Regions from separate parts of the Mus musculus genome. Here region 2 is linked to region 1. Evidence: chromatin loops called from intact Hi-C (ENCODE). Cell type or tissue: gastrocnemius. All regions are shown on one strand. Links, peaks and the distances in the headings refer to the core of each region. The heading gives the core; the rest is flanking DNA.

Region 1 (16,191 bases), core at 4,510-12,509:
CAGGTGTACCCTGTACACACATGCACATACATTCATAAAAAAAAAGTATATAGATATAAAATTAAGATGTGTAAGACTGAGCCTCAGAAGTTCACAGGTAGTCATTAGAAGAAGCAGTATTAAAGTTTGTCATCAGTACTACATTTAACAAAATTATATTAAACTATCCTGAACAAATTAGAGAAAAGTAGACTGAGATACTTGGGCAGCTTTGGTAGTGTCAGATTAATCACAATCAAATGTTACACAGTTACCCCTGGGGGTCCTTAAGTATGCAAAGGGTGTCGAGAATGATACATATCCAAATACTCTCTCCTTCACTCATGAATCAGAATTCAGTTGGAGGAACGGGAGTACTTTAACATCACCGATGGCATACTCCCCCCACCCACAAACACATACACCCTGAAAGTAAATTGGCTATAATTTCCTTATCTTGGAAAATTAACAGCTTAAAATACCACTGTTGTCCTTAAACAGATACACACTAAGAAGGTAGCTCTCCTAAGTTGTATATTATAGTGTGGTCATTGCAGTATTACTCAAGAAAGCCAACAAAGAAAGTTGCAAGTAACCCAGACTATAAATGCAAAGAATAATGAAATCAGTAGTGGAGTGTCAACTTGGAATATTATGCAGCTAAAAAAATAGCCATGAAAACTTGCATTTATGATGCTCTGTTAATATTACATGATACAACATTATATTTGCTTTATATGTAATGTTTTGAAAAAATAGAATAAGGATCAGAGTAATTGCTTCCAAACATTAGCCATAGTTTTATTAAGGTGATAAAAGTACATAGATATAGATTAAAAGTATATACCACCACTCCCTACCATGACTTTATACTTTAGTCTCTCAATTCTGAGAAGTAGGTATGTTGTATTCATTAAATTATCCTCTATTTTAGGTTCAAATAAATTAAAAACAATTGAATACTCGTTGGTCATTTCTTTCTACATTTTCATTATATTTTGTCAAAGACTGGTTCAAATTATTAATTTGTACCGAAAAACTTTTTGCTAACATTGGGGAGGTTTAAGAAATAGTCTTTTTCAGAACCTTGACTGTGTTGACGTTAACACTGAAGTAGGACATACCACCGCATGTGCCAGTTTCCCAACTGACACTTCCTGCCAGCTTGTGTGAGGTTAGTGCTGCCAGACTGTGCTTCCCACCAAAAGCACTGTTGGCAGAGTCATGGACTTGAAAGCACATTCACCTTCTGCAGTGCACCTTCTGCAGTGCACCAGCTTCTGCTTTGCCTTCTACCAAAGCTTTCACAGAGCAAAACCTAAAGCTTCCCCCTGACAATTCCTCAGGACCTGGTTACTCCCTCTAAGCATCTTCTTTCTTCTTGTTTTTGTCTTAAGTGTATAAGTCATTTTTAAGACATCACTCCCTTCCTATGAACTTTTTGTAATTGGGTTGCTTTGGAAGACAGCTTGACACAGTACACAAGTGTAATCTATAGAATACCTGTACCCTATATCATTTGTGCTATCTACAAAACACGTTTGGGAGAGGCAGCTGTCTGGATACTGATTGGGTTCAAAGTCTTGCCCATACTAAGCATGATAACTTTAATATGAAGAATTGTTTATAATAATGTCCTTGTTTGGTTTTGGGCTTCTTTGGTTGGTTGGTTGGTTGGTTAAGACAGGGTTTCTCTGTGTAGACCTGGCTGTTCTGGAACTCACTCTATAGATCAGGCTAGCCTCAAACTTACAGGGGGAAACCTCTGCCTCCCTGATTGCTGGGATTGAAGGCCTGTGCTACTACCACCTGGCCTTAGGTTACTTTCTATTGCAGCAACATCATAACCAAAAGCCCGATGGGGAAGAAAGTAACCAGTTTTCAAGTTCCAACTCATGTTAGGGAAGTCAGGCAGGAACTGAGGCTGAGGCCTTGGAGAAACCCTGCTCACTGTCTTGCTTCCCCTACTGCCTCAGCCTGCTCTCTATGCCACTTAAGACCACCAGCTTGGGAGTGGCACTTTCACAGTGGATTAGGCCCTCCCCACATCAATCATTATTCAAAAAAAAGAGAGAGAGAGAGAGAAACCCAGGGCAGTCTGATGGAAGCAATTCCTCAACTGAGGTCCCCTTTTCCCAGACACATTAGACCTGTGCGGCTTTTCACAAGCCTGGAAGAATTGCCTACCTAAAAGAGTTGTTTGGGGGGTTGACTAACATAAGAACCTCTTAGAGGAAGTAGTCTTTCTGCCAGATGCAGAAACAGACGTCTTTGCAAAAATTATTCCAACCACTTGGTTGTACAGCGGTGCTTTTCTGGCAACTTTGTATTTTCTTCCTCTGTAGCATTCTATCTGAATCCCTCTATGTCTGTGATGGTGAGTTGGGCGGTTACTGTGATGGCGCCTCGTGTTCCATTGGTTCCTCCCAACAGTCCCGTGAAAGTTACCGTTTTGTATGTAACCCTGGAAATCTGAGTTTGGAGAATCTGTGAGCTTCTGTTACTTGATCCAAAGTAAAACACTAGCTTAGAGTTGCTGTTGCTGTGAACAGACACCATGACCACGGCAGCTCTTATGAAGGAAAACATTTCATTGGGGCTGGCTTACAGTTCAGAGGTTTAGTCCATTGTCATCATGGTGGGAAGCATGGTGGCACACAAGCAGACTCAGTGCTGGAGAGGAGCTGACAGTTCTACATCTGTATCAGCCGAGGGACACTGGACTCGGTTCGAGCATCTGAAGCCTCAAAGTCCACCTCCAATGACACACTTCCTCCAACAAGGCCAACACCTCCTAATAGGACCACTCCCTCTGAGCCCATGGAGTCTGTTTGATTCAGACCATCACAAGCACTTAGGTTTAAATCCAGCCTCTCTAAACCCTATCCTTGGCTTTTTCTAACAAGGCAGTCAACCGGGGATTTAGGTCTTTTCAGTTTGGGGAATTTTGGGTTGTTTTTTGTTGTGTTTTTTAAGATGCATTTAGTTGTGTGTATGTATGTGCAGGTGTACATACCAAGTGCTCTTGCGGAGATCAGAAAGCAACGACATAGGTCTATGTCTCTTTCCCTTGTATTCTTTCTTCTTTTATCGCTGCAACGCACTGTGCTTCTTTATCTTATGGCTTATTAGCAGCTCTCAATCTTGTTTTAAAACGTTTTTGTGGCCGGGCGTGGTGGCGCACGCCTTTAATCCCGGCAGGCACGCAGGAAGCAGAGGCAGGCAGATTTCTGAGATCGAGGCCAGCCTGGTCTACAAAGTGAGTGCCAGGACAGCCAGGGCTACACAGAGAAACCCTGTCTCAAAAAACAAAAACAAAAAAAAAAAAACTTTTTTGTGTGACCTACAAGCAAAACCTTCCTACTTGTAGCAGGTACACTATCATGTTGAAAGATTCTTTGGGGTTTTGTTTGGTTGGTTGGTTGGTTGATTTTGGTTTGGGGTTTTTGTTTGTTTGTTTTTTGGTTTTGGGGTTTTGGGTTTTTTTTTTTTTTTCCAAGACAGGGTTTCTTTGTGTAGCCCTGGCTGTCCTGGAACTCACTCTGTAGACCAGGCTGGCCTCGAACTCAGAAATCCGCCTGCGTCTGCCTCCCGAGTGCTTGGATTAAAGGCGTGCGCCACCACACCCGGCTTTTGTATGTTTTTATTAACATTGTACATTATATGAAGTTTTTGTATGACAGTCACACTCCATGATCTTCCATTATTACACTCCCATTGTTCTCCTTTCCAGCTCCCCCCACCCCCACCCTTCTACTTTGACATCAGATCCAGCCGGTTGTTTTGTTTGTGACTCAATGAGTTTAATTAGGAGCTCAGGTGAGGATTGTTTGCGGGAGCATGGGCGCCTTTCCAGTGGCTGCCCAGTCTGCTGTCAGTCCAGTGGGAGGGTTCAAGGGAAGGGGAAAGGACATGAGCAGGGAGGGGTAAGTGCCTTCACTGTCTCCCTTGCTGCTACTCTGGTGCAGCTGGCCTGGCAGCCCAGCTGAGCTGGCTAGCAAGCGGAGGAGCGGAGCGCAGGGGAGCCTCTGGTGGTGAAAGCTCTGGGAAAGTGTTCTCTTCCCAGGCAGTGTTAGAGCTCATAGGACAGATCTCTCAGATGATGGAGCAATTCGCACACATCTTTCATTCCTTCTGGACAGGATCTTATATACAGTTTGGGGGTGGGTTGGATCTGACAGCAGGTGCTTCCTATTGGCTTGGCCGGAGATGCCTCATCTACATGAGGAGGGATTTGTGGGTGCTGCACATGCCTGATGACCACAATTCTCTCTATGGGGGGTGTGGGGTGTGGCTACATGAAGGGCCTGGAGTCAGGAGCAGTCAAAGCTCCTACTGTCCCTTCTGGGTCTCTGGGGCTTCAAGCCCTAGCTTGACCTTACCAGGCTTCCTCTCACTGTCCACCACTCCACACCCTGTGCCATCCACCATTTAACTGTATGGGGCCCCATGAGCACCTCTGCATACCATGACTGGGTATTGACAGGCCAGATCATAGACAGGTGATCTGAGTTATTATGGGTTCCAAGAATGCAACAGCTAAGGTATACCTGGAACTCAGCCTTCCACACTATGACCTTCAGAGACACACCCTTCTCTAGCTTTCCCTTTCTGTCCCTCTGCAGTATTGGAGGGGGTGATTAAGATACCAAGTGTAAGCGTCTACATTTGCCATAAAGTTCTGTAGTTGCCCACTGTCTTAGTGTTTTACTGCTGTGAACAGACACCATGACCAAGACAACTCATATAAGGACAACATTTAATTGGGGCTGGCCTATAGGTTCAGAGGTTCAGTCCATTATCATCAAGGCGGGAGCATGGCAGCATCCAGGCCAGCATGGTGCTGGAGGAGCTGAGAGGTCTACATCTTCATCTGAAGGCTGCTAGGAGAAGACTGACTTCCAGGGAGCTAGGATGAGAGTCTTAAAGCCCATGGCCACAACTACACACTTCCTGCAACAAGGCCACACCTCCTAATAGTGCCACTCCTAGGCCAAGCATATTCAAATCATCACTCCTACCACGAAGAGCATTTTATTTTTAACCAAAGCTGATATAGCATTAGTTTGTAGGAATAAATGTGGTTGATTAGAAGGCAATTTGATAGGACATCGTGTTCAGTTGGCAACACATCAGTGGCTTCCCCATTAGGGCCTATGACTTCCCCAGCCATGGGCTTTTGACCAGAGTACAGTGTCAGACAGGAATTGCCTCGTGTTGAGCAGGCCTCAAATCCAGTCAGAAAACAGTGGGTTGTCCCCCATAATAGACTTGCCCCTGCTGTACAAGTAGGCACATCTCTGGCTGGTCTGTAGTGTTTGCACCCAGAATTCACTGCTGAGTGAGACTGTGGCTGACAGTTCTCCCGCTGCAGCCTGCATAGCTCCCACTGGAAACGTGAGCCAGCAGAGATGAAGCCTCCAGCTCAGTTCCACTTGAGTTTCTGTATGTCTGGCGAACAAGGCGTATGAAATCATCAGCCACCTTCCAGCTCCGGTGGGCAACCAACATCAGTGGCAGTTGCCTGTATTCTTGTGACCAACAGCTCAAGGAAGTCCACCCTTTAAAGACAGGTATAGATTTTTAAAACATATTTCTAACTGTATGTTTGTCTGTTTGTACAGGTATCTACCAAGGCCCATAGATGTCAGAACCCCAAGAACTGGAGTAATAGTGGGTTCTGAGCTACCAGATGTGGGTGCTGGGGCCTGGATCCAGGTCCTCTGCAAGAACAACTGTGCTCTTTACCTCTGAGCATCTCCTGAACCCCACACACATTATTTCTAATTACAGTGGGCCTGGAATAGAAAATAATGTCAACAATCAAACTTTAAAAGAAAATAGGGAGTCTGGAGAGAGGACACGGCAGTTCAAAGCACTGGAGAGAGGGCACCGCAGTTCAAAGCACTGGAGAGAGGGCACAGCAGTTCAAAGCACTAGAGAGAGGACACAGCAGTTCAAAGCACTGGAGAGAGGACGCCGCAGTTTAAAGCACTGGAGAGAGGGCACCACAGTTCAAAGCACTGGAGAGAGGACACGGCAGTTCAAAGCACTCGAGAGAGGGCACCACAGTTCAAAGCACTGGAGAGAGGGCACCGCAGTTCAAAGCACTAGAGAGAGGACACAGCAGTTCAAAGCACTGGAGAGAGGACACAGCAGTTCAAAGCACTGGAGAGAGGACACAGCAGTTCAAAGCACTGGAGAGAGGACACCGCAGTTCAAAGCACTCAAGAGAGGGCACCACAGTTCAAAGCACTGGAGAGAGGGCACCGCAGTTCAAAGCACTGGAGAGAGGGCACCGAAGTTCAAAGCACTGGAGAGAGGACACGGCAGTTCAAAGCACTGGAGAGAGGACGCCGCAGTTCAAAGCACTGGAGAGAGGGCACAGCAGTTCAAAGCACTAGAGAGAGGACACAGCAGTTCAAAGCACTGGAGAGAGGACGCCGCAGTTCAAAGCACTGGAGAGAGGACACGGCAGTTCAAAGCACTGGAGAGAGGACGCCGCAGTTCAAAGCACTGGAGAGAGGACACAGCAGTTCAAAGCACTAGAGAGAGGGCACCGCAGTTCAAAGCACTGGAGAGAGGGCACCACAGTTCAAAGCACTGGAGAGAGGGCACCGCAGTTCAAAGCACTGGAGAGAGGGCACCGCAGTTCAAAGCACTGGAGAGAGGACACGGCAGTTCAAAGCACTGGAGAGAGGGCACCGCAGTTCAAAGCACTAGAGAGAGGGCACCACAGTTCAAAGCACTGGAGAGAGGACACCGCAGTTCAAAGCACTGGCTGCCGTTCCAAGAAGCAGGTTCAATTCTCAGCATCTGCATGACAGCTCACAACTGTCTGTAATAGGATCCCACACCTCCTCCTGGCCTCAGAGGGCACTGCATACAAATGATACACAAACATATGCAGGCAAAACATTCATACACAGAAAAGAATGTTTTATAAATAAGTGAATAGTAGTAGAGCTGGTAATTAGATGGCGGTAGGAAGCTTACCTAGCATGCTCAAGGTGGTGTGTTGGATTCCAGCAGCAAAAACTATGAAAAAATAATCGTTGTGAAAGAGACCAGCATTGAGGAGGCAAAGGCAGGTGTGTGGCTGTGAATTTGAGACCCGTCTGGTCTACAGACAGAGTTCCAGGCCAGTCAGAGCTGCATGATGTCTGAAAAACAAAACAAAATAAACACACCTTTAAATAACCCAAGAGGCTAAGAAAAAAATAATAGAACTAGAAAATATTTTTAAAAGATAATTTAACGTACATGTCCATTCTTATGAAATACTGTTAAAGACTATAAGAAAAGTAACTTTAGCCGGACAGTGGTGGCGCACGCCTTTAATCCCAGCACTTGGAAGGCAGAGGCAGGTAGATATCTGAGTTCAAGGCCAGCCTGGTCTTCAGAGTGAGTTCCAGGACATCCAGGACTATAAAGAGAAACCCTGTCTCAGAAAAAAAAAAGAAAGAAAGAAAAGGAAGAAAAACAACTTTAAATGAATGGATTAGGAATGAGACTAAAAATAAGTAATGACATCAGGGGGAAAAATATATGTAACCCAGATATTACTAATACACAGAACCAATAGTCAATAAACACCAAGTTAATAGAACTTATTCATTGAAAAAAATCTAACAGAATGAATGAATTTTGACCAAGGAATAGGAGCTCCTGTCTGAAATCCAGCACCTAGGAGTTCAATAAGAAGGAGCTCTGACTTGAGGTCAGCCTAGACTGACCAGTGAGTTTCTAGCCTAGCCCTGGCTATACCACCAAAGTCTGTTTTACTATATTGTTTAGATATAAATGGAAAAGTAAATGACTATAAAATTGAATAAAACACAATGAAAGATGAGTGTACCCCAGGAATGTAAGCATGACTTGACAGTTGAAAATCAGTACCAACCATCACATTAACAGCATAAGAGAAGGCTCCAATGGTTTCAGAAAAAAGCAATCCATGACGTTTAATGCCCGTGTTTATTTGTTGTTTGTTTGTTTGTTCTAAGTAATAAGCTAGAGGCTAGAGATATGGCTCAGCAGTTTCAACTGTGGCTGCTCTCGCCGGGAACCTGCATTAAAGTTCTCTGCACCCATGTCAGGCAGCTCACAACTGCCTAAAACCAGCTCCAGGGGATCTGACAGGCTCTTCCAGCTTCCAGGGACACCTACACACACGTGGTATATTCAAAAATCAGTAAACTATAAGTTGAATCCTATTTAGCACAAGTTGTATCAGTCATTTCCAAGACACGGTGTATGTGTTGCTGAAATGTTGAAAACCTTTCATCTGAGCCAGGCGTGGAGGCGCACGCCTTTAATCCCAGCACTTGGGAGGCAGAGGCAGGCGGATTTCTGAGTTTGAGGCCAGCCTGGTCTACAGAATGAGTTCCAGGACAGCCAGGGCTACACAAACCCTGTCTCGAAAAACAAAAAACAAAAAACAAAACAAAAAAAATTGATAAAAAGATTCATTTATTCACTTATTCCTGTATGTATATAGGAGGAACTTTTTTATTTTGTTCCATTTATAAATTCTTCCTTTTATTTCCTGAGCTATTGGAGTTCTGTTTATGAAATTGCTGCTTGGACCTACAGCTTAGTGAGTTTCCCATTTTGTTCTAATACTTTCAAAATTTAAGATTTTTTTTAAATGCCACTGTTATGCGATTTAATAGAATTATGGAATTGTAATAAGCACAGCTGACACTAAGAGTTTAAGACAAATAAAACCATGAACTGTATGCCCTGGGCATCTGCTGTCCCTGTGTTTAACAGCAGTCGGTGTGATGAGTCGGTTAGAACTTCTAATGCAGTAATCTAGCATGTCAATCCTGACGAAATGGGAAATGAGCAAGCTGCCTAGTGAGACAAGACGTATCACAGAGCTCTAGGGTTGACTGAGCAGTCCTGCCTCAGCGAATAGGGTAAGGAGAAACAGCAAAATTCTCAACATCAACCTCAGGTCTTCACATGCACATGCATGCATGCATGCAACACTGTTTTAAAGGGTATTTAATTTGCTATTTTCTCATTGCTGTGCCTAAATACCTGACCAGAAGTGATTTACAGTAGCAAGGGTTCTATGACTTACAGTTTAAGAGGGGCCATGCCATGGCAGGGAAAGGAGCCCGCAGGAAGGATCGTGAGGGATCGTGAGGCAGCTAGTTACATTCATCAGCAGTCAGGAAGCCGAGAACAGGAAATGGGGCTGGGCTATAAGACCTCAAAGTTGGCTCCTTGGGAGCCACTTTGTCCAGCAAGGCTGCACCTCCTCCAAGAGTCATAACAGCGCCACCAGCTGGAGGCAGAGTGGAAACACATGAGCCTAACTCATTTTGTGTGTGTGTGTGTGTGTGTGTGTGTGTGTGTGTGTGTGTGTGTGTGTGTAGGGAGTTGCTGAGGTGGGAGCATTTGATATACAAACCACAGGAACTCATTGTGTGTGTGTGTGTGTGTGTGTGTGTGTGTGTGTGTGTGTGTGTGTGTGTAGGGAGTTGCTGAGGTGGGAGCATTTGATATACAAACCACAGGAAGCATTTCATCCATTTTGAGTTGACTTAGGAGAGAGACAGACAGATTATCTAGATCCCTTGTCCAAGTGAACACCCTATTTCCCCAACCCCATTTGTTGAAGTTTTATACAACATCTGTTTTGGGCATGGACACTTTTAACAAGAATCAGAGAGCTGGGCCTGTTGGTATATGTCTTCTCTTAGGGATGTTCTGTTCCATTCATACATATGTTTGCTTTCTGCATAAACCAGGCGAGTTTTGTTAGTGTGGTTCTGTAGTGTGTATGAAGTCAGGTATTTCTTCTTTCTGTTATTTTGACAATTTGGAGTCCATAAAAATTTTAGGATTTTTTTCCCTATAAGTATAGCCATTCCATCTGATCCATGAACAAAGTAGGTGTTTCCATCTTCTAATGTCATCTTTAATTTTGCTCTTTAATTCTTCAATGCTAAGTTTCACCTCTTTGGTTAAGTTGCTGTTGTTATTCTTGTTGTTATCTGAGACAGGTTTCCCCTCTGTTGCCCTGGCTGGCCAGGAACTCTGTTTGTAGATCAGGCTGGCCTCAAACTCACAGAGATCCACCTGCCTCTGCATCCCCAGTGCTGGGATTGAAGGTGTGAGGGAGGTACTACCAAAGGCTTTTTGTTGAGTTGACTCCTAAGTGTTTTCTTTTGGTTTCATTAGGGATGGAACCCAGGGCTTTGTACACAGTGGACAACTGCTTTACCACTGAGCTACCCCTGCATGTCTGGCTTTTTCCTGGTATTGTGAATGGGGTTGTTTTCTTGATCTAGTTCTCCATAAACTCATTACTGGTGTGTGAAAGATGTTGATTTCTGAATACTGCTGCTTCACCAGAGTTATCAACTCTACAGTCCTCTGGTGGAGTCCTTAGGGTCTGCTAAGTATAGAGTCATGCCTTCTGCAACAGGGGTGACTTGTCCTCCCTTTCCTGTCCGTATCCTTATTGTGTTCTCATGCCGAATTTGCTTTGCCTAAAATTTGAAATACCTGACCAAGCCAGCCCAGTCAGTCAACAGGGTCTTGAGGGAGGGAGTAAGGATTAAAAAAAAAAAAGACTATTAGACAACATTATAACATGACCCCAGCCAGGGCCTAACCAGGGCTTCCCCGCCCCCCAGTCTGATTATACCACTCTAGGTATATGCAAAGAGTAGGGTTAGTTCTAGATCAAAGGCAAAGTAGTCTAGTCAAGGAATAAACAAGGCAATAAACAGAGCCACGTGGTCACTGTGTCTAGGGGTTTATGAGGCTGAGGCATTACGAGGAATACTGTACATTCCCCAGCTGTATTCATCTTGAGCCTTGTCCTAGCCCAAGGCCAAATTCTTGTCTGAGCCTACTCCCTTGTCTTGTGACCAGGGTCTTGCTTTGAGTTTCTGTCCTGACTTCTCTGGATAATAACACCCTGTAAGACGAAATAAACCCTTTCCTTCTCAAGTTGTTTTTGGTTACCGTATTTATCACAGCAATAGAAACCTAAGTAAGACAAGAGACAAGAGCCTCCTTACTGAGGTTTTCAGGGCTTTTATAATGAAGGAATGTTAAGCAATAAATATCAAGGTTTTTTGAACATCCACTGAGATAATATGATTTCAAGTAACTTTTATCCCTGATTTTTAATGTGTTTTATATTATGCTTATTGTCATGATGAACCATCCATGGGCTAAAACCAACTTGATTATCATGTCTGAGTTATTAATATGTTTCCAAGCATCTTTTTTTTCCTCTATCTCTCTTCAAACAGGGTTTCTCTGTGTAGCCCTGGCTTTCCTGGAACTCTGTAGAGCAGAGCTCTACCTGTCTCTGCCCCTGGAGGGCTGAGATTAAGAGAATGATAGATATCCAACACCACTGCCTAGCATAGTCCCAAACATCTCTTTTTGTTTGTTTCTTTGTTTCCAAGTATCTTTTTTTTCTTTTTTTCTTTTTCTTTCTTTTTTTTTTTTTTTTTCCGAGACAGGATTTCTCTTTATAGCTCTGGCTGTCCTGGAGCTCACTTTGTAGACCAGGCTGGCCTAGAACTCAGAAATCCGCCTGCCTCTGCCTCCCGAGCGCTGGGATTAAAGGCGTGCACCACCATGCCAGGCTGTTTTCAAGTCCGGCTGTTTCCAAGTATCTTAATTGATGAATTTTGCCACTGTATTTATGAAGGGTATTGTTACATAGTTTTGTTGAGGATGTTATTATATCAGGTTTTTAACAGTGTAATAGCAGCTTTGTAGATTGGAGTTTGGAAACATTCTTTCAGTGTCTGTTTTGCAGGATAGTTTGAGGAGCACTGATACTAGCTTTTCTTTAAAGGTCTGACAAGATTTGGGCGTGGATCTTTCCTGTCGGGGCTTCTGTTGGAGACTTTTCCATAATGCTGTGCTCTCTTTGATTATTGTCACCTTGTTTAAGTTTCTTTACATCATCATGTTTCCATTCCATGGGTAATAGGTATGTATGTGTGGGGCGGGGGGTGGGGGGGAGACAGAGAGACAGAGTCACAGAGAAAGACACAGAGAGAGAGAGAGACAGGGAGAGAGAGAGAGAGAGAGAGCTGTCGTTTTCTAAGGCACTGGCATTTGCTTTTCAACCTCTTCCCCAATGATCCTGTGGGGTTTACTGCCATCTGCTGTACCATTACCTTCACCTCTCTAGCGTACTCACTTGAGCAGGCACAGCTATTAATTAATTATAGTATGTCTACGGGTTCTTTTCTAGTTGTGTCCACTGGGATAATAAACGCTTCCTCTACCTGGCTTTATGTCTCCTGGTTTGGACATAAAGCCAGACGATTTGGAGAATTTGCTGATTACGTTTCCTATGGCTTTAGTCAGTAGTTCTTCTGACTGTGATGGTAAGTTCAGTCTTTAGTGGCGTCCCATAGGTCCTTGTATGTTCTTTTCACTCTTTCCCTATCCTTCATTTGTGTGTGTGAAGGTGTGAATCCTTCAACTTAGTCTGTGGTCCCTGAGGTTCTCTCTCATACTCTGTCCTTCGTCTCTTGGTGAGGCCTCCAGCTTTTATTTGATTCATTGAGATTTGAAGTTCCAAGATTTCTTCATTAGTCGAGGCAGTGTTTCCTGTAGCCCAGGTCAGCCAGAAACTTGCTTCAAAGTGAACGCTGGCCCTTAACTTCTGATCCCCCTGCCTCCACCTCCCAAATGCTGGGATGGCAGCTGAGGGTGGTGACACATGTCTTTAATCCCAGCACTCAGGAGGGAGGCAGAGACTGGGGGATCTCTGTGAGTACATAGTGAGACCCTGATTAAAACAAACAAACAAAAACACAGAACTATATATTTTCTTGCTTATTTTCTTCAGAGTCTTTGTCTCTTCCGGAATGTCTCCTGTATGCCTTGCACTGTCTTCCTTAATCCAGTCAGCCATTCATTTGCTTGAACACACTGACAGCTGTTAGCATGACGCTTTTCTAGCCTTTCTGCAGGATTCTGTTCACTTCAGTATCCTTGGGATCCATTTGTAGAAAGCTGTGGGCCTTTAGAGAGACCCTGTTACCTTCTTTTTCATATTTCTATGTTAAGATAGATCTCTTATTTGGGGTGATACCTCTTTTGGTATTAAATAAGGCCCTTGTCTTCATGATACACTTTGACTATCAGCTTGTGTACTGTAGACTCCAATTCCAAGCAGACTTCACAGTAGTTTCTATGTTGCTTCTTGGCTGTAATCGGTGCACTATGATACCATGTCTTAGAGCCTGAGAGAACTCTTTCCTCTGTAGATCTCACCAGAGTGGAGCTTCCTTGGTAATTTTAGTCAGGCATGGCATACACAAAGTGTAAGGATGCATCCTCTGTGGTGGCGCCATAGACTGTGCATGGGCGCATGGCAGCAAGAAGTGCTGAGGCCCCACCCCCCCCCCCACCCCGGTGCAGCCCATAGCAGAAGATCACTCACTGCCTTGGCGCATGGCAGCAAGAAGTGCTGAGGCCCCGCCCACCCCCCACCCCCCCCACCCCCCACCCCCGGTGCAGCCCATAGCAGAAGATCACTCACTGCCTTGCTGATGCTGTGAGGGTGAATGACCAGAAGCAGAGCTTCATATTTCCCTCAGCCAGGATTTTTGGGGGCTGGGTTATCAGCTGGAACCTCTGAAAAGTTCCTTTCTTGAAGGGTTTGCTCTCTTTGTTTCATTGAGTTTCTCTGTTACATGGTATGTGTCTCTGTGTGTGTGTGTGTGTGTGTGTGTGTGTGTGTGTGTCTCTATGTGCGCATGCTCGGACATAAACAGAGGTCAAAAGACAACTTGCAGGGAGGGGTTGGTTCTCTCCTTCTGTCACGTGGGCTCCTAAGATTGAACTCACATCATCAGGCTTGGTGGCACTCGCAGTCCAATCCCTCTCTCAGGCCCTTGTTTGCATTTTGTTTTGTTTTGTTTTTTCGAGACAGGGTTTCTCTGTATAGCCTTGGCTGTCCTGGAACTCACTTTGTAGACCAGGCTGGCCTCGAACTCAGAAGTCCACCTGCCTTTGCCTCTTGAGTTCTGGGATTAAAGGTGTGCGCCACCACCACGCCCGGCCTTTGTTTTGTATTTTTGAAATATGGTTTTATGGGGTTCGAGAGATGACTCAGTGGTTAAGAGCACTGATTGTTCTTCCAGATGTCCTGAGTTCAGTTCCCAGCAATCACATGGTGGCTCACAACCACCTGTAATGGGATCTGATGCCCTTTTCTGGTGTGTCTGAAGACAACTACAGTGTACTCACATAAATAAAATAAATAAATCTTTTAAAAAAAGAAATGGATTCAACTAACTACTTAGTTCTAACACAAAGCTACAAGAAGCCTGGAAAACCAAGGCAACATTACTCCTTCAAAAATCGTTAAGCCATCAGTAATGAGAATTAGTGGAAATCTGAGAAAAAGAATTTAACAGAATGCTTCTAAGCATGTTCAAAGAAAATAAACTCTGAAACAAATCTCAGGAGAATATAAATGAACAATTTATATTTATACAATATAAATGAAATAAGGAAGATGACAGAATCCCAATAAAGAGATAAAAATACTGATGGAAAACTAAGCCCAGACTCTGCAAATGAAAAACAAAACAAAAAGGAAAGCAAGAATGTGTCAAATAAGAAACTGGAAAGCTGTGGGAAGCTGCAAACGCCATTACAAGATGGCGCTGGTTTCTATAAGCCGACACCCATGAATATGGGTAAACAACCAATATGCGCATGTGCATAAGAGTTTTTTGCCGAGTCACTGCCTGGCCCGAGGCATATTAATGAGGTACTGGTAGCATAACCAATCAGGTATGGACACGTCACTCCTAGGCCTATATAAGCAATGCCATTTCTGGGGCTCGTCCATGCTCTCCCAATAAACGTGTTGTAGAAGGATCCTGTTGTGGCATCTTACTTGCTGGCAAGTCCGGCGTCCCACAGAAAGCCACACTAACAGAATGAATCAAGGAGAGGAAAGAATGTCTGGGTTCCAAGGCAAGGTGCAGGAGGAACTGGAACATTCCAGCAAGAACAAAGATGAAATAGCAACCAAAGATGAGTGTGTTTGGAATGCCGTGAAACAGCTGACCATAAGAAGCATGGAACAGGGCTAGAGAAACAGCACCATGGTTTTGAGCACTAGTTATTGCTCTTTCAGAGGACTCAAGGTCATTTCCCAGAATCCAAAAAGCAGCTTCCAATAGTTTGTTCCATGGGATCTGATACACTCTTTTGGGTTCCATGAACACCAAGCACACACGTAATAAAAGGATAAACATGCAGGCAAAACACCTATACACATAAAAAAAAAAAACCCACACCATTAAAACAGAGAAAACAATGCTCTCGATTTAAAAAAGGGGGGGGGGCGCATAAAAGAAGTGAAAACTTCATTCTAAAGGCACAGAACATATTTTAAATGCAATCATATCCAAAATTTCCTGAAGTTAGAAAAAGAGACACCCACCAGGCAGTGATGGAGCATGCCTTTAATCCCAGCACTCAGGAAGCAGAGGCAGGCAGATCTCTGTGAGTTCCAGGTCAGCCTGGTCTACAGAGTGAGTTACAGGACAGTCAGGGCTACACAGAGAAACCCTATCTTGAAAAGCCAAAAAAAGAGAAAGAGATGGGGGAGGAGAGACCCCATATATAGGGGCATTTGGAATGTAACACAGAACTAAAAAAGAATTTCCTCTTGTCATATTATAATTAAACCACTAACTATAAAGAGCAAACAAGTGTATTAAAAGTGGCCAGAGAAAAGCACTAAGTCACATCAGAATAACAGAAACTTCAGCTGACACTTTTTTGTTTGTTTGTTTGTTTGTTTTTCAAGACAGGGTTTCTGTAGCCCTGGCTGTCCTGGAACTCGCTCTGTAGACCAGGCTGGCCTCGAACTCAGAAATCTGCCTGCCTCTGCCTCCCAAGTGACTGCCCGGCCAGCTGACACTTTTAAAGGACAGATGTTCTGAGAGATAACAACTGCCAACCTAGACTATTATACCCAGCTCTTCATCATAATCGAAGAAGAGAAACTTGCTATGACTGAGAACATGCATAGCCTCTAAGCCAGCAGTTCTCAGCCTTCCTAGTGCTGCAACCCTTTAATACAGTTCCTTATGCTGTGGTGACCTCTCCAACCATAACATTATTCTTGTCGATGCTACTGTTATGAATTGTAATGCAAATATTTGATATGCAGAATATCTGATTTGT
Region 2 (16,191 bases), core at 4,123-12,122, 130 kb before region 1:
AGAAAAAAAGAAGGAAGACGGTTCCTTCTGAGTTTTTAGGGTAGGAAGAAAAATGGAAACTTCTAACGACAGACATACCTAGGTGCACTGGGCCTGATCACCAAGAACATGATTGGATGCTAAGAGCCTGGACAGTGGCATTCAAACCGTTTGCCATTCAAGGCCCAAGTAGATGGCACTGAGGAAGAACAGACATTTCTCCCAGTGTGTGAGATCGCCAGTGTGTGACTAGGGAGCTGAAGGTCAGGCAAGTCTGCATTAGCCTGAGATGGACTGTCAGGGGGCAGTGCTGTTCAAAGCCTGTTGCACGGGACTCAGTGCAGGGAGAGGGCAGGGCACCCTTGACCCACGGTGGCAGGAACTGTACGTGTTTGTGTGTGTGTATCTGTATGTTTTGTGCATAACTATTTAAAGAAACTGGAATTTTGAAGTTACTTTTATATGAGTCAAGATTATATGCTACAGACAGAACTAAGACATGGTCTGGCCTCACCTTTCTAGTCATGATGAATGTATTTCACATATTATCTTCATTTAATAAAATTAACTTTCAAAACCAAGTTTTGTATTTTGTTCTTTTTGTTTTTTGTTTATTTGTAAGTGGGGTCAAAGGGGTGGGAGGGGGTCCTAGGTGTGCCTCTGGGTAGGGTGGGGACACTGAATCCTGGGATGGCTTACTAAATACCAGTTATCAAGCATGGCTCAAAGATGATAGCAAGCCATACTAGAGCAAGGGCACACAACACCCCAGGGGTCCCACCCAGAGGCTGCCCAGGCCACGAGATGCTGCCTGCACACGGTCAATGAAAAGCAAACTCATATCGGGCGATGCAATGGGATTCTCCAGGAGCAGAAGCAACGGGATGAAAGGGATTGTTTTACTAGAGAAAGGCTTAGTGGGCAACAGCTATACTTGCTGTTCTTGCAGAGGACCCAGTTGCCGGTGCAGTGACTTCAGAGTCTGAAATTCCAGTTCCAGGGCCCCCTATCTCTTCTCTTGGCCTTCTCATGTACCAGGCACCCATGAGGTACACACACACACACACACACACACACACACACACACACACACACACACACGAAAGATCCTGGCAGAATGTAAAAGGACACAGAAGCCCTGAAATTGGCAAGATAGATGTCAGTGTTAGCAAAACTACTTCACTGATTTAGAAAAATAGAGGTGCACAATGCTCTGGCCACTCCTTGAACCTGTGTGTCTGCCAATGTTCTGACCAGGTATGTGCCCATTGCTGCACCTTCATTAGACTCTTTCCTTGTACCCCTCCCATACCCATTTCTTGAGAATAGACATTGTTTAGATCTGGAAATTCCCTACTCTTCCCCTTCTCCTTTCCCCCCTGAGGGCCTATAAAAACTGGGAACTCTTTCCCCTTGAGGTCGACTCCACTACCCCTGCGTGGGATATGAGTTGTCCCCAGAGCTCTGGCTTTCCCCGAATAAAGCCTCATGTGGTTTGCAACAAGCTCGGTCTGTCGTGAGTTCTTGGGTGTCCACTATTGTCCTGAGGCCTGAGTGAGGGGCTCCTTTTGGAGTCTTTCATTTGGGGGCTCATCCCGGGATTGGCATGACCACCCACGTCTCCGAAGACCCACTTGGAGGTGAAATTTTTTGTCCAAAAATATTTCTGTAAGCCAGCGAGGTTCTGTGCTGAAATTTGCAGCCGCGACATTTCGTGAGAAAGGGAGACCTTTGCCTCGGGATGAGGCACTGAGTGTGAACAGCAGACATGCTGGAATCACCGGCTGCTGCTCGCTCTGGGGGATGCCCTGAGCGAGGGGAAGGACTCCAGGAGTCTGTCTGGGGCAGCGAGTGTACTCCCTTGACCATCTGCATTTCTGAGTTGGTTTTGTCTGTCTGATAGAAAACAGGCATCTGTCAGTGTGTGTTTGTTTTTTGTGTCTGTTTTCAGGCATTTGTCAGTGTGTATTTGTTTTTTGTGTCTGTTTTCAGATATTTGTCAGTGTGTGTATGTGTGTTTTCTGTGTTTGTTTTGTGTTTTATGTGGTGTAAACAATGGGGCAGACTATAACGACCCCCCTAAGTTTGACTTTAGACCACTGGACTGAAGTTAGATCAAGGGCCCATAATCTTTCAGTAGAAACTAAGAAGGGACCTTGGCAGACTTTCTGCACCTCCGAGTGGCTGACTTTTAATGTAAAATGGTCACTGGAGGGGACTTTTGGTTTACTCTTATCTTTGAAGTTAAAGTCATTGTTTTTCAGAGCAGACCTGGGTCCCACCCGGATCAACAGCCTTACCTCATTCAGAATTCACCACCATAAATCAAACCATGGATTTCCCCGCGCCTCTCAGAGCCCTCCCCCGGCTGCTCCCATGCACTCGAGTGGGTTCAGCACAGTGCCCTCGCTTTCTGCCCTAAGTAGCAGTCCCTGCACCCGGCTCTGAGATTGCTAAAGGCACAGTCTGAGGACCGAGGACCTACAGCTGGGACCCGGAGCCGACAAGCCTAGAGTCCCCCCAGCAGATGAAGCTCCTGACACCACTTCTGCCTTTTCCTTTTCGAGCTGTGGGCAACCCGCCCACAGACAGGCAGTCTCTGCAGACCCTCCAATATTGGCCTTTCTCATCGGCTGATCTGTACAATTGGAACACTGGGTTCCCTCTGGACCGGCCAGATTAGAACTACAACACGGTGCAAGGTAAGGAGAGGTTGACAGTTTACTGGCCGGGCTCTAGTCTAAAGGGAGCGATGAGACGTCCCACCAATTTGGCTAAGGTAAGAGAAGTGATGCAGGACCTTACAGAGCCCCCGTCTGTTTTTCTAGAAAGATTGATAGAAGTTTATAGATACTATACTCCTTTTAACCCGACCTCTGAGGGTGAACAAGCCACGGTTGCTATGGCTTTTAAAGATTATATGCCATGGCTTTACAAGATTTAGTTAAGGAGGCAGAGAAGGTGTATCACAAGAGAGAAACAGAGGGAGAATAAGAGAGAAAGAAGACAGGAGAGGAATTTAAGCAGGATTTTGGCCGCAGTAGTAGGGGAACGTGGAAGGAACAGAGATTAGACAGACAGGGTACCTGGGCAACAAGGAACCCAGACCTGAAGGAAGAAGATCTGTCCAGAAGATTTTAGAGAAGGACCAATGTGCCTATTGCAAGGAAAAAGGACATTGGGCACGAGAATGCCCAAAGAAAAAGGGAAGGGCCCCTAAGGTCCTGACTCTGAAAGATGATGAATAGGGGAGATGGGGCTCTGACCCCCTCCCCAAGCCTAGGGTAACCCTGATGGTGGAAGAGACTCCCATGGACTTTTTAATTGACACAGGGGCAGAACATTCTGTGTTGAAACATCCACTGAGAAAATTAAAAAAATAAAAGAACCATAGTGATTGGAGCCACTGGTCAGAAACAATACCCCTGGACCACTGCATGCATTGTAGATCTGGGGAAAGGCCAAGTGAGTCATTCCTTCTTGGTCATTCCTGAGTGTCCCACACCGCTTCTAGGAAGAGATCTTCTGACTAAATTAAAGGCCCAGGTCAGATTTACCCAAGAAGGGCCGAGAGTAAGCTGGGAATCTCCCACCTCTGTAGTCTTAGCCCTGCAGCTTGAGGAAGAATACCGATTGCATGAAGGCATAAAGCAAACGGAGGTGCCAGACCTAAAAGACTGGTTGACTGCTTTCCCTAGAGCATGGGCAGAGACTGGAGGCAGGGAATGGCTGTCAGAGTTCCCCCTGTGGTTGTGGGACTGAAGACGGATGCAAACCCCTATAGGAGTTCGACAATACCCAATGAGCCGTGAAGCAAGAGATGGAATCAGGCCACGTATTCAGAGACTATTACAATTAGGTATTTTGGTACCTTGCCAGTCACCCTGGAATACTCCTTTACTGCCAGTAAAGAAACCTGGCATGAGTGACTACCGACCAGTCTAAGACCTGAGAGAGGTCAATAAGAGGGTCCAAGATATTCACCCAACTGTTTCTAATCCCTATAACCTTTTCAGCTCACTCCCTCCAGAGTGAAAATGGTACACAGTACTTGATTTAAAAGATGCTTTCTTTTGCCTGAAGTTATATCCCTCCAGCCAGCCCATATTCGCCTTTGAGTGGAGAGATCCTGACACTGGACAAACGGGACAATTGACCTGGACACAGTTACCCCAGGGGTTCAAAAACTCCCCCACCCTTTTTGATGAGGCTCTACATCGAGATTTAGCCTCCTTCCGAGCTGAAAACTTCCAGGTAACTCTGCTTCAATATGTTGATGACTTGTTCCTTGCTGCAACCACGGAGAAAGAATACTGGCAGGGGACCAAGAGATTGCTAGCAGAACTGGTTGGGTTACTGGGCCTCTGCTAAAAAAGCCCAGCTATGTCAGATGGAAGTAGTGTACTTGGGATATACCTTCTGGGATGGAAAACGGTGGCTGACAGAGGCTAGAAAAAGGACTGTGACTCAAATACCAACACCAGCTACTCCAAGACAGGTGAGAGAATTCTTGGGCACCGCTGGGTTCTGCAGACTTTGGATACCTGGGTTTGCAACACTAGCTGCCCCCCTGTATCCCCTGACCAAGGAAAGTGGGGAAATCAGATGGACATCAGAACATCAGAAAGCCTTTGAAAATATTAAGGAGGCCCTGCTGATTACGCCAGCCTTGGCACTGCCAGATCTAACCAATCCCTTTATCCTCTATGTTGATGAGAGGGCAGGGGTGGCCAGAGGAGTTCTTACTCAGGCTCTAGGGCCGTGGAAGAGGCTGGTGGCATATTTGTCTAAGAAGCTGGACCCAGTGGCCAGCGGATGGCCCACATGCTTAAAGGCCGTTGCTGCAGTAGCCCTACTCGTTAAGGATGCTGACAAATTAACTCTGGGACAGCAAATAACTGTGGTAGCCCCCCACTCTCTTCAAAGCATTATCCACCAGCCCCCAGATCGATGGATGACAAATGCCCAGATGACTCACTACCAGAGTCTGCTGCTGACTAAACGGGTCGTGTTTGCTCCTCCTGCTATTCTCAACCCTGCCTGCAAAGTGATCTACGTGACCAGCCGTGGCCAGGTGTTCTAAACTGGTACACAGACGGAAGCAGTTTCCTTTTTGTAGATACCTTTTCAGGATGGGTGGAGGCCAACCCAACAAATGAGAAACTGCCAATGTTGTGGTTAAGAAAATCCTAGAAGAAATTTTTCCTCGGTTTGGAATACCTAAGGTAATAAGGTCTGACAATGGACCCACCTTTGTTGCCCAGGTAAGTCAGGGACTGGCCATCCAACTGGGGATTGATTAGAAATTACATTGTGCTTATAGACCTCAGAGTTCAGGACAGGTAGAAAGGATGAATAGAACTCTAAAAAAAAACTTGACTAAATTAATCTTAGAGACCGGCGGGAATTACTGGACAGTCCTCCTTCCCTTTGCCTTGTTCCGCGTCAGGAACACATGGGAACAGTTAAGCTCACTCTATATGAAATCCTATATGGGGCAGGGCCTCCCCCGCTCACTGAAGTGGGGGGAGTGTTAGATCCTTTAAAATTTAACCCTGGTCCTTCATTGTTTACATGCATAAAAGCCCAGAAGTGGTCAGAAACACCGCCTGAGAGCAGCTCAAAGAGGCCTACGAACCAGGAGACTTGATGATACCACACCAGTTCCAGGTGGGAGATGCAGTTCTCGTCTGAAGACATCGAGCTGAGAATCTGAAACCTTGTTAAAAAGGCCCATACATCGTGCTGCTGACCACCCCCACTGCTGTCAAAGTAGAAGGCATCTCTGCTTAGATTCATGCCTCTCACGTAAAGCGAGCTCCTGAAGAATAAATCCCCTTGGTTGACCACCCTCATTTCTACTCTGACAGACCCTCTAATAATTTTGCTCTTACTGCTGATGTGTGGTCCATTAATTCTTAATAAACTAATGACCTTTGTTAGAGAGAGGATTGGTGCCATCCAGCTGTTAGTATTAAGACAACAATACCAGTTTCTGCAGAACCTTGAAAAAGAGGTTGCAGTTTAGTTCTAAGATTAGAACTAGTAACTAGAAGAAGTGGGGAATGAAAGATCCTGGCAGAATGTAAAAGGACACAGAAGCCCTGAAATTGGCAAGATAGACGTCAGTGTTAGCAGAACTAGCTTCACTGATTTAGAAAAATAGAGGTGCACAATGCTCTGGCCACTCCTTGAACCTATGTGTCTGCCAATGTTCTGACCAGGTATGTGCCCATTGCTGCACCTTCATTAGACTCTTTCTTTGTACCCCTCCCATACCCATTTCTTGAGAATAGACATTGTTTAGATCTGGAAATCCCCTACTCCCCCCCCTTCTCCTTTCTCCCCTGAGGGCCTATAAAAACTGGGACCTCTTTCCCCTCGAGGTCGACTCCTCTACCCCTGCGTGGGATATGAGTTGTCCCCAGAGCTCTGGCTTTCCCTGAATAAAGCCTCATGTGGTTTGCAACAAGCTCGGTCTGTCGTGAGTTCTTGGGTGTCCGCTATTGTCCTGAGGCCTGAGCGAGGGGCTCCTTTTGGAGTCTTTCACACACATACACACACAACACTCAATACACATAAAACTAAAACAAAACTTAAGCAAAAAGCTATCATGTTGATTTATGCAATATGGTCAGTTTAGTCCAATGACCACTGTCTTAAACCTAAGAGGGCAAGAACCTGGCTAGTTCTTGGTCAGTGGGGCTGGATGCTCGGGTAGTCACAGAGCTGCACAGTGGCTGTCTTACTTCCTGGTTCAGTCAGTCTACAAGGCTGGTGGTCTTCAGTTCATGTTGGCCACTGGGAAAAGCACGGTCTCAGAATGTGCCGCACCAACAAGGTAAATGAACTCAGTGGCAAAGGGCAGGCCAGGCAATCAAAGGCTGAGTAATCATCTTTCTTCTGAGCGCTTTTTATCTGGGCAGCCACCAGGTTAATTAACACAACTAAGCTAATCTTCTGACTGAGGCTCCAAGCTCCAGTGATGCTAAGGTGTGGCAAGTTAATATGTAAAACCAACCATCTCAGACAGCTTGCCCAGAAATACCAAAATGAGTACCATCATGGAACCAGTAAATCTCGCAGAGGGACGGCTAGCTGCCTATGAAGAACCATCCCCCTCCCCAGTTAAAAACAGGCTGTCTCCCCTAAACACTGATTTTCAACCGATAAACAATTACCACAATTACAGGTTGTGTGTATTGTATGCACCTGTGGATTACAGGGGCTGTGTGGGAAACAACAACAATAACAGCAGCATAGAACAATTCCCCCAAGAAGACTGCTACAGCCTAACTGGCTCCACTTGGCTCTGTGACTTACAGCCTGGGAGGGAGACAGTGCAAGCAGGCAGGCGCTGAATATAAGGATATAAACTGCCTATTTCCTCATCTATTTGGCTGACAATATCCTGGGCAGCTAGCTAGGTGGAATACAAGGTGGGAAATTGGACAAATATCCTTGGGAACAAAGGCAAAAAAAGAGAGTGACCAGTCTCAACAAACTTGTAAAAGACATTTAATCTTGAGGAATCTGAAGTACGGGTCAGACAACGGTGGCACATGCCTTTAATCCCAGCGTGTTAGCTTCTACTTCAGGACCAGTCCATGTTTCCCAAAAGCATGCATTTGCTCTCCACGAGGAACAGCGACTTCCTTCTTTGTGTACAACCTCTGCAAGATGTTTCCTGGTTTCTGTGCTCAAAGCAGGGAACGTCTCAAGTTCTCTACTTGACCCTGAATTTCTTTCACAGAACTATGATTTTAAAAGTTCCTACAGTCAAACCAGGTGGTGGCAGTGCACACCTTTAATCCCAGCACTCAGGAGGCAGAAGCAACTGAATGGGAGTTTGAGGCCAGCCTGGTGTACAGAGCTAATTCCAGGACAACCAGGGCTACACAGAGGAAACCCTGTCCCAGAAACCACAAAAAAAAAAAAAAAAAAAAAAAAAAAGAATGTGAAATATTTTTAAGACCCTGTGTTTTTAGCATACATGGTAGCCTGAGGGGGCTTCTAGGAAAACGTCTAGTTTCATAACAAAGTCACTCTTTTGGGAAATGATCTGAAGAGTGTCTCAGGAGCCAGCCTCATGTCACAGCATAGATATTTTCTCATGACTCTGGCAAGTGACAGGCCATTTGAGAATTCGTTTCTTCGGCAGTGGGATGACCTAGCAATGTTCCTTAGACTTCCACAGCATGGAAACACATCTCCAGATTTGGGGCTTTCATAGGTCAGGAATGCTGAAAAAATGTGCTGGGTCCCAACAGCCTTCAACTTTGTGAATTATGGACATTTAAGGGAGAAATTAAGAAAGCAAAAGCTAGTCCCCACACCAACCCAATCTGGGAATCAGTGAGCCCACCATTATAATTCACTGTTACTCTTTGTGAACTTTCACATATATGGAAATGTGTGCTATCCTTCAAAAAGAACCACACACACAAAAGCCCTACCATATAGCACTATTTTTGGTAGACCAGGCTAGCCTAGAACTCACAGAAGTCTTCACACCTTTGCCTCCCAAGTGCTGGGATTAAAGCAGCACTTCAGGCCACATAGTGCCCATTGAAAACGTGGGAAGGCTAGGATGGGGATGCACCTCAGGTGTGGAGCTCCGGCCTCATATACCCCGAAGGCTTCAGTTCCATCACAAAGCAGTACCAAAAAAACAGAACCAGAAAAACCATTGTACTGGCTGGTTTTGTGTCAACTTGACACAGCTGGAGTTATCACAGAGAAAGGAGCTTCATTTGAGGAAATGCCTCCATGAGATCCAACTGTAAACCATTTTCTCAATTAGTGATCAAGGGGGAAAGGCCCCTTGTGGGTGGGACCATCTCTGGGCTGGTAGTCTTGGTTCTATAAGAGAGCAGGCTGAGCAAGCCAGGGGAAGCAAGCCAGTAAAGAACATCCCTCCATGACCTCTGCATCAGCTCCTGCTTTCTGACCTGCTTGAGTTCCAGTCCTGACTTCCTTTGGTAATGAACAGCAGTATGGAAGTGTAAGCTGAATAAACCCTTTCCTTCCCAACTTGCTTCTTGGTCATGATGTTTGTGCAGGAATAGAAACCCTGACTAAGACAACCCCCAAGTAAAATACAATAAACAAAACCAGGGGAGTTGTACTAGTAACATCTCTAAAACACACTGCAGCAGATGCTCAGTTTATTTTGAAGTTATACCAAGAGAAACCCACTGTGAATTGATGTTTTTAAAAAATAAAGATTTATTTTTATGTACATTGGTATTCTGCCTGCCTCTGGGTGTTGTGAATTGAACCCAGGTCCTTTGGAAGAACAGTTGGTGCTTAACTGCTGAGCGTCCCCCTCGCCCCCATGTATGTTGTGCACCACAGTGTTATGGATAGTAGTGAGCCGCCATGTGGGTGCTGGGAATTGAACCTGGGGCCTAACTGCTGAGCCATCTCTCCAGCTGCTGCCCCCCATCCCCACCCCCTGGCAACCCTCCCCATTGTGAGCTAAAATGACTACCAGTGGTTGAAAGAAGCACTGAAAATGGCTCGGCAGCACAGGCAGGGCACTGCAGGGTCAGATGTATTTCCTAGTGGTGAGGAGGCCAGGGGGGCTGAGGTCACAACTGCTGCCCGGTCTCTGGAGTGACTCCCCGCAGGTAAGAATCCAAATTCGAAGGTCCAGGTTGAATTCTCCTCCAGGTGCATTCCACAGCAACTGTAACCTCACCAGGGAGCACACGTCTGCATCCCGCCCCCAGCTGTAACCCATGAGCAAATACCATTGCACAGCTTGGCATTCATCGGCAGCTTGTAATTGCTGCCACCTGAGTGTTTCCTGTATGGCAGTTAACTATGCTAAGTGCCCCGAAGGGCTGAACTTGCTTCCAGGACTGTTTACTGGGACACACTTTCACTACCTTTCGCTTCAGTGGGGAAATTACACAATGGCAGTGCTCTTGATGGTCCTCTCATCAACTCCCCTCTATGACCCCCTTCCTTGGGACCACACATACACACCAATGTCTCTCATATAATTTTTCCCTTGTCCCTCATGGCAGAACTCCAACTCCTCTCCTCCCTCTTTAAAACCAGCTCGACTTAGCACTGCAGTGTGAGCCACGAGCTCACACTTAGGCCGCTCTGCAAAAGCCCATCAGCCACCTGGTGGCTTACCTAAGCTAGCACCAGCAAGCAGTTGTACAGTTTCTGAAAACGTCTTTGAGGCTGGGGAAATGGCTTAGTTTGGTTCAAAACAAGACAAAAACCTTGTTGCACAAACATGAAGCAGAGTTCAGATCTGCAACTCAAGCACGTAAAAGCCCAGCCCAGCAGTGCACATCTGTGACCCAGGCACTGCAGTGGGAGAGTGTTTATGCAGAGACAGGTAGATCCCCCTGGGGCTTTCTGGCCAGTCAATCCAGCTAAACGGTAAGCTCCGGGTCCATTGAGGTGCTCTGTGGTGGTTTGAATAACAATAGACCCAATAGGTATGTGTGTGTGTGTATATATATATATATGTATATATATATATATATATATATAAAATATGAATGAATGAATGCTTAGTCCCAGTTGGTGGACCTCTTTGGGAAAGATTTGGAGGTATGGCCTAGTTGGAGGTGTTATCAATGGGTGTGTGTGTATGTGCCGAGCTTTGAGTTTTCAAAAGCACAAGTCACCCCTAGTTAGCTTTTGCTGCCTGGTGCTTGTCGTTCAAGATGGACGCTCTCAGCCACTGCTTAACACCATGCCTGGCTGCCTGCTCTCATGCTCTCTGCTCATGATGGTTATGGACTCAAACCCTCTGAAACTGTGAGCCCTCAATAAACTCTCCTATAAGCTGCCTTCAGCATGGTGTCTTATCTCAGTGATAGAAAAGATAACTAAGACACCATGGACAGACAGACAGAAGGACTGACAGAGGCTGGTGAGATGGCTCAGCAGTTAAAAACACCGGCTGCCTATACAGGAGCTGAGTTTGAGTTCCAGCACCCACATGCTAGTTCCCAGCGCAAAGGAATCGGATGCTCTTTTCCAGCCTCCACAAGAAACAAATACACACGATGCATACATTGTACGCATGTCTCTTTGACTGCAGAAAATACTCCCTTCTCCCCTTTCTCCTTTGGTCTCTAGCTAGCCGAACCTCACTTCTGACTTTTGAACATTGCTCTCGGGCTAGGAGCTTCACTTAGGCTCAGTACCTCAAGTAATACCATGACTTTAAATGGCATCTGGCTGATCAACATACAGATCAGTCCTGAGCCTTGAACTAGCATGTGACTGGCATTGTGTAGCATGACTTGGTGGCCCAGTCAAGGACCTATTTTCTGCCTACCTCTTGGTGCTCATTCTCCGCAAGCTCCACTGGGTGCCAGGCCGTGGGAAGATGCCGAGACTGTGTCTCAGCGGAGCCCTGCATTCAGACAGGCCAGCTCCTGCCGCTGGAACTCACTCAGCTCAAGCTCCAAACTTAGAAACCTAGTTGTCATTCCTGTGGTGCCTTGTCCAAATCCCTGACCCACAGAATCTGAAATAGGGTAGGTGTACCATTAAGCTTGGTGCAAAACAATATGCCAGTCCAATGTGTAAAAACCTCAGGCTCCGGGAAATATTTTTAATTGTCCCACTTCCTGATCCCCCTGCCTTCCTATCAAAACCACTTAGAAATCTTTCTTCTAGCAATCCCAAGTCTCTCCTTTTCTTCTTTATCCTACGCTGGTCCTGCTTTTAAAAGGCAACCAGAATCCAACACTTTGCATCTTCTCTCAGGCCGTCCTGGCCAGATGCCCCTTTCCCTTAGAAGGCCACAGAAAACGCCCTCATCTTGCTCTAGCAGTGGTGGCTTCACGCCTCTTCCCTGGTCTGTCCTTGACACGACAGCCAGAGTGATCTTTAAGTGTGTCACATTCCGAATCTTCTGCTCACAACTGTCCAGCAGCCCTTTCACGGCGGATGAAAGGCAAAGCGCACGCTCCACAATGCTTGTCTTTGCTAGGAGCTCCCCAGGTCTTGACCTTAATAAGCCTGTTCTAGCTTGTTCTAGCTGTATTCATCTGGAGTGTCCCACAACATTCCCGCACTTGCCTTCACCTGTGGGACTGGCTACGCTGTGACCTTCAAGTCCTTGCTCACATCAGCTTAGCAAGACCTCTGAGCCAGTCCACCCTCTGAAACTGCATCACGTCTAGAGGGGCAAACATGGACAGGAAAATGAGAATCACAGGTCATCTTTCTGGTATTAATGTTTCCCATGCAAGAGGTTTATGCCAGAAATGGTTATAGTACCCGATACTTAGATTCAACTCTTTTTGTATTTGTTAAATCTGGTAATAACTGGTTCTCCTAACCATAATTACATTCTGATTACTTCATACAGTTGCCAGTACCCAAGGGGAATTGTTTCTAGCGTCCCCCTCACCCCCAACCAAAACTCTTCACACTCTTCTGTATAGTTGAGGGCCTGCCTAGAAGACTCACAATCAACTCAAGTGTAAATGCAATGGAAATAACTGTCCTCTGAATGACAAGGGAAAATGGAAGCTCCAAACACTAGGAAAGTGTCGTCCCTTGGTGTTGAGAACTATGCTTGACATGAACAGACAGTGGGTCAGTATCTGTTGAGTAAATTCCAGTCCATTCCACTGTGGCACTGAGGGCAAGCTGCTTGGCCAAGGTCAACGAGGGCTCAGCCGCGGGGCCAATACTTCCACCCCGGGTGATTTTTTTTTTTTTTTTTTTTGCTGCAGCCAGCTGGGTTCATACCCACCTTGTCACACTGCTTGTTAGTAAGATTTAAAGGTTTAAAGGCACAGATTTTGTTTTGTTTTGTTTTTGTTTTTAAATCAGCCTCTCTCCTTCTGGAGCAGCAGTCTGTGTGGATCTCTGTGGTTTGTGTTAAACTGGAACTACAACTCGCTGCCCAGGGGAGCTGTCTGACTGCAGGGCGAGGAAAATGGGAGCCGCTCCACTGCTTCTGTCCCAGGTCACCTCGGGCCTGGCTGGAACATCTTGTCCTAAAATGCCTTCCAAACTAGTGTGCATTTTCACTCTTACCTGGATCCATGGGCGGCTACAATTTTCTTTTTATATGAAAGTTCCCCTCAAGCCGTCTGCCAGTCCCTCAACTGGCCAATCTCCTGTGGCTGGTCCCTCGGCCACTCTTGTCTCCTGCCCCTTGACTACTTTCCACTCTGTGCCTTCAAGTCTTCAAATCACAGGAATTTCAAACACACAAAACAAAACAAAACAAACAATAACATAATAACCCACATTAAACACTATTCAGGCTCAACAAATGCTAAGAACATTTTTGCATAATTTGTTCTTCTGGAATGCTTTTGGAGAAACTGGAGAAGTCTCTCTCTCTCTCTCTGCACAAGGGACAGGCATGGGCCCTGAGATATACTTAGCTGCCAGCTCATGGGAGGCCCTGCTTTCCTTCCCAAAGAGGGAAGGGACCTAGCTCCATGCCATTTCCTACTCTGTCAGATAAGTAGTTTCTTGGACATTCTGTCCATTGCAAATCTTCGTAATCTGTAAGTTTTAGCCTTAGCACAGATCCAAGGGCACAGGGGATCCACAATCAACAAATAACTGCTAAACCACTGAGCAAATCTGCTACCATTTCACCCAAAATACATAGGTAACAGACTTCAAAAACCCAATCAAGACCATATATGAACTGGTAATAAAAACAACAGAAATACAAGTTTATTTCTGCAATTCTTTATTAAAAAATACTGCTATACACGTAGAGACTGAAAACAGGGTTAAAGATGAGCAACAGGTACTGGGATTGTGACATTAGAACTTAAACGTACTGGTGCTTTCTAGAGACAATGTTGCTATCCAATGACAGAACCAAGGTCAAAGCAGAACACAAGGGCACCCTCAAAGGTATCTGCAGTGAAGTGAATACACTAACAGGACTGGAGATGGGTACACTGCTGAAGTGAGCGACGCGACATGATTTCAAGGGTTGTCCTTTCCGTGTTGTGTCTGTCATAACAGGAAGTTATGATGAGTTCACATCCTTCATTCGATACTCTCAGATATTAAACTCTTCCTATGCACTAAATAGTAACTTTCAGACAACCTTCTATATGGGTTTACACTGTGGAAAAGAGGGCTCCCAGAAAAAAAAAAAAAAAAAAAAAAAAGCAAAGCAAAACAAAACAGAAAAAAAAAAAAAAGAAACCCATCAAAGCAGAACTCAAGAGTTCTTTTGAAAACCATTCCCAATGAAAATGAAATGAAAAATAAATATAAAACAAAGCTAAAAAATACGTATCACCTGACACCGACTGTTTTCTGGCTGACACTATTTACTTAGGTACTTTCAGCTGACTACCTTTTATACCCAACCCAAGTCCTGAGGTTGCTGGGGCGGAAGCAGACTAGCATTTCTGATGCAGACACTCGGGGTTGTGATGTGAACCTGCCTTGCAGAGGGGAGTTTGCTGGTCTATGCAGGACTAGAGGTCCAAGCCCTATGTTACCCCTGCCCTTCCTTAGCATTCACATAACATTGGTCCACAAATGAAAATTTTCAAAAAGTTCCCAGGCCCCCAAAACTAAAATAGATGATCCCCTTTCATTTTCAAAGAAAACAATATTGGAAAAAAATCTCCAGCCCGCTTATAAATTAAGCATTTCATATTTCTTCTAGAATACAAGTAGTTCTTTTTTGTACAAAAGAATTACAATATGATTTGTCAAAAAACATATAAAAAGACAGCTGCTCTTCCTCAAATACATGAGCTAATGATAAAGACTTCTGCGTGGTACACCGAAAGTTCTCGTTCCCTTTAAACACAAGGAACATCATGGTGGCAAATGTTCATTATCCTTGGAATATTGAACATTATGTTCTTCTAAAATCCATCCAGATCAAATGCAGTAATTGATTTTCTCATTAACAACTGATGCTAGCGCTCTCAGATACAGACGTGCTTGTTAGACATGGGAAGTGTGTCTCTAGTCCTCAAAGCTTTCAGTGAAGAGAGGTGCTTTTTCTTGATGCAAATTTCAAGGCAGAGAAAAATCATTTTAAAGCTTATAAAAAGTGGACAGAGAAATGTTAAAAACTTCTCTGAAATATACAAATACGCATACTTGTTAAAAATGAAGACAGTAACATCAGTTGCAAGTGCTTGGAGTCTGTCCTGACCTCCAAATCCCCACATTTCTTCCCAGGTATGGGGTGCACACCCAGTGCGCGCTCAACACACAGCACCGGGAAGGAGATGAAGTCTTCATGGCGGCTGTTTAAGAGAAAATCCCAATGTATTTGGCAGTCTTCAGTATCGAAGTGACCACAAATCCCACAATACTTGAGTTTGGCGACAACTGCATGTCCAAATAGTAAGTTCCATGGAGGAAAACTCCAACTTTTGAAATGGCCTTCTCAGATGACCGACCCTACAGGGTGAGTTTTATCAAAAGTCCTGTTCCTTTGGGTTAAGCAGTGAGTGCAAAGGCACAGCAGAAAAGTGTCCCTCCAGAGTCAGGCCGCAAAGCATCAGGCCACTGCTGTGCTCAGCTCACCTCCTCGACAGTGTCTGAGTCTATCCAGTGTAAAGTACCATTATAAAGCTGTAGTTCAAAGACAAAAAACAAAAAACAAAAACAAAAAAAAAAACAAAAAACAAATAAACTGGAAAGACCCTAAGGTAATATAACTCCTCCACTTTTAGGCCTTCAGCACAATTTCATTTTGCTATTAAAAATTACGTCAAGATAAGTGTATGTGACTGGCAGACAGACGCCTCTTTGAAGAAGCCTCTAGATGAACCTGGAGAAGAGCAGCGCCTGCTCCTTCAGTTACTGTTCCGATCGTTACCTGGAAAAGGATTTAAATCAACAAACGGAAATTCATATCTGACAGCTCAATGATATTTCTCTCTGCGTGTTCTTAAACACAATACAAGCCTCAACTTGAGCTAACAGTGGGTGGCATGTGGAGCTTGCACACAATACTCATAAGGACTATGCACTACACGGCATTTCTATGAACTAATGTACTGACCTGGCCCATCCCCCAAGAGCAAATTCTGCATCTCTCAGTGGCGAACAGCTGCCCCCTTTGTTTCCCAATGTCCTTGCAAATAGTTCCCTTAGTAAGTATACAATGTGGCAAGAGGTCAAAGATCAGGAAAAAAGTCTTTAAAAAATGACAATTAGTGCATACACAAGTGGAAAACCGTAAGCAGGCGCGTCATTCACCGAAGGTGA

Evidence for each region. A loop is a pair of places that touch in the nucleus more often than their neighbours do. Peaks named below come from ENCODE experiments on the same cell type or tissue, not always from the same donor. Only the 100,000 strongest peaks of a DNase experiment are listed, where the experiment ranks them.
Region 2: it touches region 1 in a loop (4-fold over the local background); 4 of 42 quality-filtered maps call a loop at or near these places.

What each region holds. Positions count from the first base shown.
Region 1 is chr5:147,411,581-147,427,771 of GRCm38, reverse strand. D5Ertd605e (DNA segment, Chr 5, ERATO Doi 605, expressed) reads right to left here and starts at 9,152. Exons shown (of 3, transcript NR_033625.2): 1 at 9,071-9,152; 2 at 6,976-7,142; 3 at 4,728-5,540. It also overlaps a transcript of Pan3 not described here. In gastrocnemius, for the core only: CTCF peaks have their summits at 9,258 (motif pointing left) and 12,160 (motif pointing left); a DNase peak (open chromatin) is centred at 9,239; H3K4me3 peaks cover 379 bases; H3K27ac peaks cover 231 bases.
Region 2 is chr5:147,545,973-147,562,163 of GRCm38, reverse strand. Pan3 (PAN3 poly(A) specific ribonuclease subunit) reads right to left here. Exons shown (of 19, transcript NM_028291.5): 19 at 13,663-15,799. The coding sequence ends at 15,777. It overlaps Flt1 (FMS-like tyrosine kinase 1), which reads left to right. Exons shown (of 30, transcript NM_010228.4): 30 at 1-560. Among named protein-coding and RNA genes, the nearest start is that of Gm35383, 110 kb to the left of the region's middle. In gastrocnemius, for the core only: a CTCF peak has its summit at 7,776; no DNase peak of the experiment used is centred there; H3K27ac peaks cover 1,496 bases.